Linked DNA regions of Mus musculus: all the other regions are linked to region 2. Evidence: chromatin loops called from intact Hi-C (ENCODE). Cell type or tissue: heart. All regions are shown on one strand.

The links. Hi-C counts contacts between places; a loop is a spot of excess contacts. Peaks named below come from ENCODE experiments on the same cell type or tissue, not always from the same donor. Only the 100,000 strongest peaks of a DNase experiment are listed, where the experiment ranks them.
Region 1: it touches region 2 in a loop (3.0-fold over the local background); 4 of 42 quality-filtered maps call a loop at or near these places.
Region 3: a loop joins it to region 2, with 2.2 times the contacts of the local background. A loop is called at or near these places in 2 of 42 quality-filtered maps.

Annotation. Positions count from the first base shown.
Region 1 is chr1:52,725,979-52,728,478 of GRCm38, forward strand. It overlaps Mfsd6 (major facilitator superfamily domain containing 6), which reads right to left and starts at 1,340. Exons shown (of 6, transcript NM_178081.4): 1 at 1,045-1,340. In heart, a CTCF peak has its summit at 1,381; DNase peaks (open chromatin) are centred at 893 and 1,323; H3K4me3 peaks cover 1,708 bases; H3K27ac peaks cover 1,286 bases.
Region 2 is chr1:52,499,146-52,501,645 of GRCm38, forward strand. Nab1 (Ngfi-A binding protein 1) reads right to left here and starts at 1,303. Exons shown (of 8, transcript NM_008667.3): 1 at 1,065-1,303. In heart, no CTCF peak of the experiment used is centred here; DNase peaks (open chromatin) are centred at 776 and 1,446; H3K4me3 peaks cover 1,995 bases; H3K27ac peaks cover 1,907 bases.
Region 3 is chr1:52,753,783-52,756,282 of GRCm38, forward strand. No RefSeq gene overlaps it. Among named protein-coding and RNA genes, the nearest start is that of Mfsd6, 28 kb to the left of the region's middle. In heart, no CTCF peak of the experiment used is centred here; no DNase peak of the experiment used is centred here.

The sequences.
Region 1 (2,500 bases), 230 kb after region 2:
ATGTTCTCTTTTACAGTGCTGCTGGTAGCACATAAACTGTATGCTGCCTACTTTCAACTACACCTAATATCACACACAATATCACACACAACTACACACAACATCGTGAACCTCCAGCAAGGTTAAAGGAGATTTGACTGGATTACTATCATCTTGTATCCATCTTTTTTCTCTGTGTGAGAAAACTGCAGCCTGGGATGATGTAACAACAACCAAAGGACACAAAACTACTTAGACACTGGTTGGGAGTTGAAACTTCAACTCCACAAGGTTATTTCTACGATGGATTGGCAGGTATTATATGTCCCAGTGGGTGTAGGCATGCTTATTAATTTTTTTTTTTTTTGATGAAAGGGAATGTTTGTGGTTTCGCAGGCGTGTGGGAGAATCAAAACGCACAGTGTGCCAGACTTAAGGGTGGTAATCCACGGGCAAGACCACGTGGGGAGGGGCAAAGGGAGGAGGAGGGGCTACATCTGAATCTTTCCTCTACCTGGTAGTCTCTGTGAAGCGAGGGACCCAAGCCTGAGTTGAAGCTCAGTGCTCAGCGCGCACGCACACCGTAGGACATTTCTCCTAAGGAGGTAGCAGCCCGGGAAGAGGTGTACCGCCCCCTGTATTTGTTTCCACGGGGGAGGCAGACAATGTCAGTTTCCTCCTGCTACACAGGGGGACACTGTCAAGGGCCATGAAGACAAGCTCGCCTCCCCCTCTCTCCCGGGGATGTTTACCTCCAAGGCGACGCCGGGACCGGACTCTGACAGGCTTGGGCCCGCGGGGCCCACCCGCGCCCCCCACCTTCTGCAGCAGCTGCGGGCGGGCGGCGGCCAAGGGCTCCCGGGCAGCGCCTTTGTTTTCCCGACTCCAATTACGTTTGCGGAAGTGCTGCGGGCGCGGGGGACGCCGCTGTCCTGCACCCCGAGATGACAGGCGGCACCCGGGAGGGCGGGATAGGCTCGGAGGCCCCGGGCCGGGGCGGCGCCCACCCCGCAGCAGGTGCACGGAGGAGGATCCGGGGCCCCGGGGCGGCGCCGACCCACTCACCTGGAGGCGCTCAGCTGCGCGAGGCGCGGGGAGCCCTGTCCCCGGGGTGCGGGGCGGCCGCTCGGGGCGCCGGGGCGGCGGCGGGCAGGCCAGAGCGCCGCATGTCGGTTGGGTGGCTAGCTCCTCTCCCGGGGGTGCGGCGGGCGCGACGGCTGGATGCAAGCCGGGTGGGGCGAGCGATGGCGCTGGCCCGGCGCAGTCCGGCGCAACCCCTCTGTCCGCTCCTCCTCGCCGCTTTGGTCCCAGGCCTGGCCTCGCTGCCGCCGCCTTCGCTCCCGACCGGCTGGACCCGTTTCAGGGCTGAGCTGGAGAACCGGGCGCCAGGTGCAGCGCTCCGCCTCCTGCGGCGGCGGATGCGTCCGCCGCCTCCTCTCGGCCTCCCGCCCTCTGGGGCCGCCCGGGGGACCCGGTATCCAGCCCCGGCTGCCGTGACATATTCTAAAGAGTGAAGAGGTGGGCGATGCCCCATCCCCGTTCCGCCACACCCCATTGCGCTCGGGCTGAGCGGTGTTTTACTCCCTAATCTCTGATGGGGTGTTGGAAAGAACTTGAAGCCCAAAGTAAATAACAACCTGGTCTAGGGGTGGTGACAGCCATCAGTTTTCCAGAACTTAATAGGTGCCACCCTCAAAGCTAACTCTGCTGATGAGATGCATGCTGTCTGGTTCTAGGCACAACCTTGGTAAACTGTCCTCGGGTGACCCCGCAGACAACAGCTAGGAGAAAGACAGTGCTCGCTCCAGGAGCTTCTGGAACCCAGACAGCATCTGAACATGGCACCTTAATGAAGAAGTGACCTGAGCACAGGTGTTACTCTAAGAATTAAGCTGTATCATTTGTTAAATTCAGATAGCAAGTAGATTGTATACAGGTTTGGTTTGACAAGGGTATGTGCGTGCCTGTGATGGGGAGCAGAGAATCCAGAGCCAGCAATAATGACAGCTAACATTTAGGAACATTCGTTTCTTACATGGGAAGCATTGTTTACATACCATTGAATCCTATAGATGTAAGCAATGTTAATCTATTGTTACAGCTACAAAACGAGACTGAAAGTTAACTAGGTTCAAAATTACAAACAAGTAGAAGAAAATCCAGGCTCTGCATCATAAGACATTACTAAAGAGCACTTTATAGGCCCTGACGCTTCAAATTGTGAAGCCCTTCTTTATGAAAAAGTATAAATATACAGTTGCTGGATGCTCAGCCCCCGTTTCCAGGGACAGTTTCTGCAGTCAATACGCCTTATTACAGACCACTTGAAATGTTGAGACGTGGAAGTTAAACAAAGACGGTATCTGCTAGCGTTTCAGAGGAAAATTATAAAGGTGATTTGTACAAAGGATGACATATCTGCTCTGGTGTGACCTGGAGACAGCTGGATCCCTCATTGTGTGGAAATGAAAAGCTCTTCAAGTTCCCAGTTGGGCTATCATGAAAGACAACATTCTCCTGA
Region 2 (2,500 bases):
GAGCTTACTGAAAGAACAGAATTAAATGTCTCAAAAGATGCAAGCTGGAGGAAGAAACCTTCAATCCAAGTCACTTGTGCTGGCACAGAAGCTGGGTGTGAAGCAGCTCTTTGAATCTCAGGAAGATAGCCTCCACCCTGGTCGGCTATCCGATACAATGGACCCTATACATCCTCTCTCCAGTATCTCTTCTTAAAACCGGCAGATGAATTATAAATGTCATAACATATATTGTACAAAGAAAGATTTTTCAAAAAGTGAATATTTAAAAAGGGTAATTCGCTGCGTGTACAAAACAGCGAACCATTTCGGATGTGACTAATCTTATTTTAAATTCGGTTCCTCTGCTCCTATGCAATCTAATATTAACTATTAAAACTGCCAAAATATTTTTATACGAGATCTTAGAATCTCCTTAGAGATTCTGATCTTTGCACTCCGTAAAGTTGGCAGGCACGTCACTGGCAAACCAATCGGTAGTGACAACTTACTCCAAACCAGCTCTTTCGGATCAAATTGTAAATTAGCAGGCAATCCAAAATTTCCCAAGCCTCCCTGAGCCAGGGCACGGTTCCCGCTGGTCGCCCGCTGCAAAACTTGGTCAGCTCAACCTACAGACGCAAATTCCAGCTCTACCCAGGAGATTCCTTGCAGATCTCCCGGGTTGACCGTACTTCGGTGTCTGTCCCCGTAAGGTCACACACCTGCGTCCAAAGCTTCTCTGTCCTACACGTGTCTGCACATTCCCCACTCAGCCTCAAAGGCTCGGCGACTCCCGCTTCCCTGCACCTGGGTGCCAAGTTTCTGAAAGCCACTTCCAAGCAAAACTCTCCTTCCGCTCTGAAAACACAACTACAGTAGGAAGGGGCGGATAACAGGAAGAAAGCGGAGACTCAGCGGCACTTTTCGGAAGTCCCTGGTCGCCCCGGAGCTGGCACCCCACGCGGGCCCGCGAGCGCGTCCTCCCCGCACAGCCCGCGCCCCCCGCCCGGCAGGACGCGACGGCCCCGCCGAGCCACGCGTCCGCGCCCCCCGCTCCATCTCGAGGCCCTCCCGGTACCTACGCGGCCCGCAGCTGCGGCGCGCTCCGCGACGACGGCTCTGCCGGGCTCCTGCGGCGGCTGCGGCGGCCGGGACGCCCCCGCGCCCATCGAGGGGGGCAGGGACGCGGTGGGCGCGCGCTCCGTCCCCCGCCCGCCCCGACGGCGCTCGCTCGGTCGCGCGGGCGGAGGCTCGGGCGGAGGCGGGCGGCGGCGGCCCCGGGCGCCCTCCCTAGGCCTCTCCCGCCGCCCCTCCCTCGGCCTCTCCCTCTCCCTCCCCCGCCACCTCCGCCGCCCCCGCCCCGCCCCGCGCGCTGTCACATCGGGAGATTCCGCTCTTGCTCCATTCGCCGCTCCGGCTCCCGCCCACGCGCGGCCGAGTGACGCAGATCCCGGCGTGGGCGGCCGCGGGGCGGGGGTGGGGGCCGGCGGGGCTGAGGCTCGGCGCGGTCCCGGGGGTGGCCCATTCCCACGGCAGCTGGGAGCGCGCGGGTGGGGGCGCGCGCGCGGGTCGGAGGAGGAGGAGGCTTCCGTGGATCCGCGGACAGCGCTGCCTGCCAAGCCCCGCACCGGGCCCGCCCAGGAGGGAGGGGGTGGGGGGGGTACAGAACCGCAGGTGCGGTGCGGACCTGTCCCTCCTCGCCCACTCCACCCTGTCCCCACCCTCGCCCAGGCCTGGTTTGAGGAGGGAGGAAAGGGAAACTCTGGCCTGGTGGCTTAATGACACCCTTTTCATGTCTGGAAACCTTGTGTTACTTTACAGGCCATTCTCTGTTGTCTTCCTGTAGGCAAATGACACACTCCTGGTGCTGTCTTGAGCGTGTCAAAATAGAGTTCTTAAGGCAAGGTGTAGACATTTTGAGCTTGGTTTGCATAAACTTTTCTAGCCAAAGAAAGTGTTACAGCACCTCAAAAGCTAAAGCTATTGCCAAAATTTTAAGGGGAAAAAAATTAAATCTATTTTTGCCTTCCTTGGGGAGGGGGTTTCAAAGAAAAGAATTCAAGTTTTAATGGTGTGCTCTTACTGCAATACAGGTAGAATCCTGTTTTAATGTACATATAAAAATCCAGTTTTATATAGGAGGCCGTTCCCACTTCCTGGCTGGCCTCCCAGAGTGTGCCTACTTGGTTGAAGGGGATACAAGGCATTCTTTGAGAAGAGAAATTCTTTAAACCACATCTTTATGTTGCAACAATGGGTGGGATGATAATATTGAAAGAAAAAGACCTTATTAAATAAACCATTTTTTCTTTTTGTAAAAACATGTTCTACAAATGAGTGATGTCAATGGAATAGATATGTACTTAAATGCATAAATATATAAACATATAGTTACATGGTTAAGTATACATTTAAGCTGAAATATCTTCCCTGTTAGTGACAAGCCTGTCTAGAATAGTTGGTATTTTAAATAATTATTCTTAGTTCCTCAAATTCTTCAGAAGAAATAACAGCTACA
Region 3 (2,500 bases), 250 kb after region 2:
TTTTAATAAGCCTACTCTTCCAAATGTTTGATGCCATAGCCCCAGGCCCAATTCTGAGCTATGGTCCTGATCGATCAATACTAAGATGTGTGTTCAATAAACAATCTCTATCTGACTTAGATCAGTCTTCCTGTGTTTTGTGGAGCAGATCCTAGACCACAACAAATTCACCCTGCTTTGTCATTTCCTTTATCTGGTTGTGGGTAACGCAGAACCACTGTTACTACATTGTCTGTGAATAAAAAGACCTTAGTGAGGGGCTTGGGGAGGAAGATGCATGAGTCCCTGAAGACATCAGAGCAGGGTTTCTGCTCTGGACCAAACCATTCATTCCCCTTCTGTGAGAAACCACTTTGATCTTATGTAATTGTTCAGGCATTTCTGTCACTTGCAATTAAAGCTAACACATACTGATAGAAAGTGACTTTCAGATGGACTTCCTGTGGATAGAAGGCCTACCTCAGAGTCTGCCTATGGATGCAGTGATGTTGTCACACTCTCACCGTCCTAACACTTCAGAACCGTGTATAAGCCATTACAGGGCTAAAACTGCTTTATGGAACTCTCTTCCATTAGCACTTATAGATAGATCTCTCATGGAGGGGTGTGGCCTGTGTGTGAGTATGAGCTGTAGCTAAGGGGCCAAAGTCAATCGAAAGGCTGACACTATGAGAAGCATATTAAGACTTTGGACACAGGGGCTGAGAAAGTGGTACAGTTGGTACAGTTCTTGTGCAAGAATGAGGACCTGACTTCAGTTCCCCATCTGAAAAGGCTTGGCATGGCTGCCTGAATCTGTGACCCTAGTGCTTGGGCAGAGATTGGCACACAAAGAGGCAGATCTTGGAGTGGTCCATGAGTCTGTCTGAATCAGTGAATTCAAGGTCCAGTGAGACACTTTGTTTCAAAATTTAGTGATGAAGAAAGAAACCCAATACTGATGTCAACCTACTCAAGCACATGCTCACTCTATCTCTGTGTCTCCGTCGTCTCGGTCGTCTCGGTCATCTCCATCGTCTCCCTCTCCCTCCCCCTCCCCCTCCCCCTCCGGACTAGGGGAAAGAAGAAAAATCTAAAGGTATGGGACAGAGGTAGAGAGAACAAGAGGAAATAATGGGACCAAGAAATACAAACTGTTGCATTTTGTTTTCTTTCACAGAAAATCTAAATTGAACTATATATGTATAAAATAAATTAATTTGAGATGATGAATGTGTGCATGGGCTACCAAAGTAGTTTCTTTAGTTCCTTTGTGATAGGCAGTGCTTACTAGATACCAGACAAGGTGCCTGGGTCCCTTCTCACTTGGTGACTTAACATGCCCACAGTATATAGTCCTGGATTTTGACCAACGAGTTTATGACAAAGCATTCATATGCTGAGTGAAGTACATCCTGGAACTTCTCATTCTTTTCTGTTTACTTCTTAATACTCTCTGCTACAGTGAACCTGTGCTCTGTTCAAGGACTTGATTATCTAACTAAGGGGTTTATGTTGAGTAGGTATGATTATAGGTATCCAATACATTTACATGTTTTCACACACGCATGCACAATACAAAACATGAAAGCAGAAGGAGTAATATGGGAGGGAAACAAAGAACAACAAAAGGGAGGGGAATGGATGGATACAGGAGAGCAAAGTATTGTAGATGCTTGTATTACAAATGCTAATTGCATTCCTCAACACTGCTCACAGAAGTGTCTGCGTATAAGACACAGAGGGACCCTGCCCCCAGTTGGTTCTGATTGGTAAATAAAGATGACAGCAGCCAATGGGCGGTTAGGGCAGACAGAGGTGGGACTTGAGCTTTTCCTGGGCTTGGGACAGAGAGAGGAAGGAGGAAGAAGAGATCTGCCTTGTTAGGAGATGGAGGAGGAGAAGGAGAAGGAGAAGGAGAAGGAGGAGGAGGAGGAGGAGGAGGAGGAGGAGGAGGAGGAGGAGGAGGAGGAGAAGGAGAAGGAGAAGGAGAAGGAGAAGGAGAAGGAGAAGGAGAAGGAGAAGGAGAAGGAGAAGGAGAAGGAGAAGGAGAAGGAGAAGGAGAAGGAGAAGGAGAAGGAGAAGGAGACGACATCATGCCTGAGAAGAGTGGAGGACAGGGAGTCATGGTTGCCATGTGAAAGAGCCAGGAGAATGTGGCCCAGAGTGCAGCCGAGTTACACTGGGTCTAGAGCAGCCAAGGCAGAATATAGAATTTAGTAAGTGATAACTTGGGATTATCAGAGGGAGGTGTATTAACCACATGGAGGTTAGGAACTGGCCAAATTATTGTGCTGTTTAAGGCTTATCAAAAATATAAAGGCTGTGTGTGTGTGTGTCTTTCATTTGGGAACCCAGAACACTGGGGTGGTAGTGGAAACACCCTGCTGGGATTTCCATATAAAAAATATTGCTACAAAGTACAGCAGTTATGAATGAAAATGTCAGAACAAAACTCATTATTCTGTATGCTTTCTAAACAACAAACAAATTTTTTAAAAAGCAAATAAATTTGGGCATG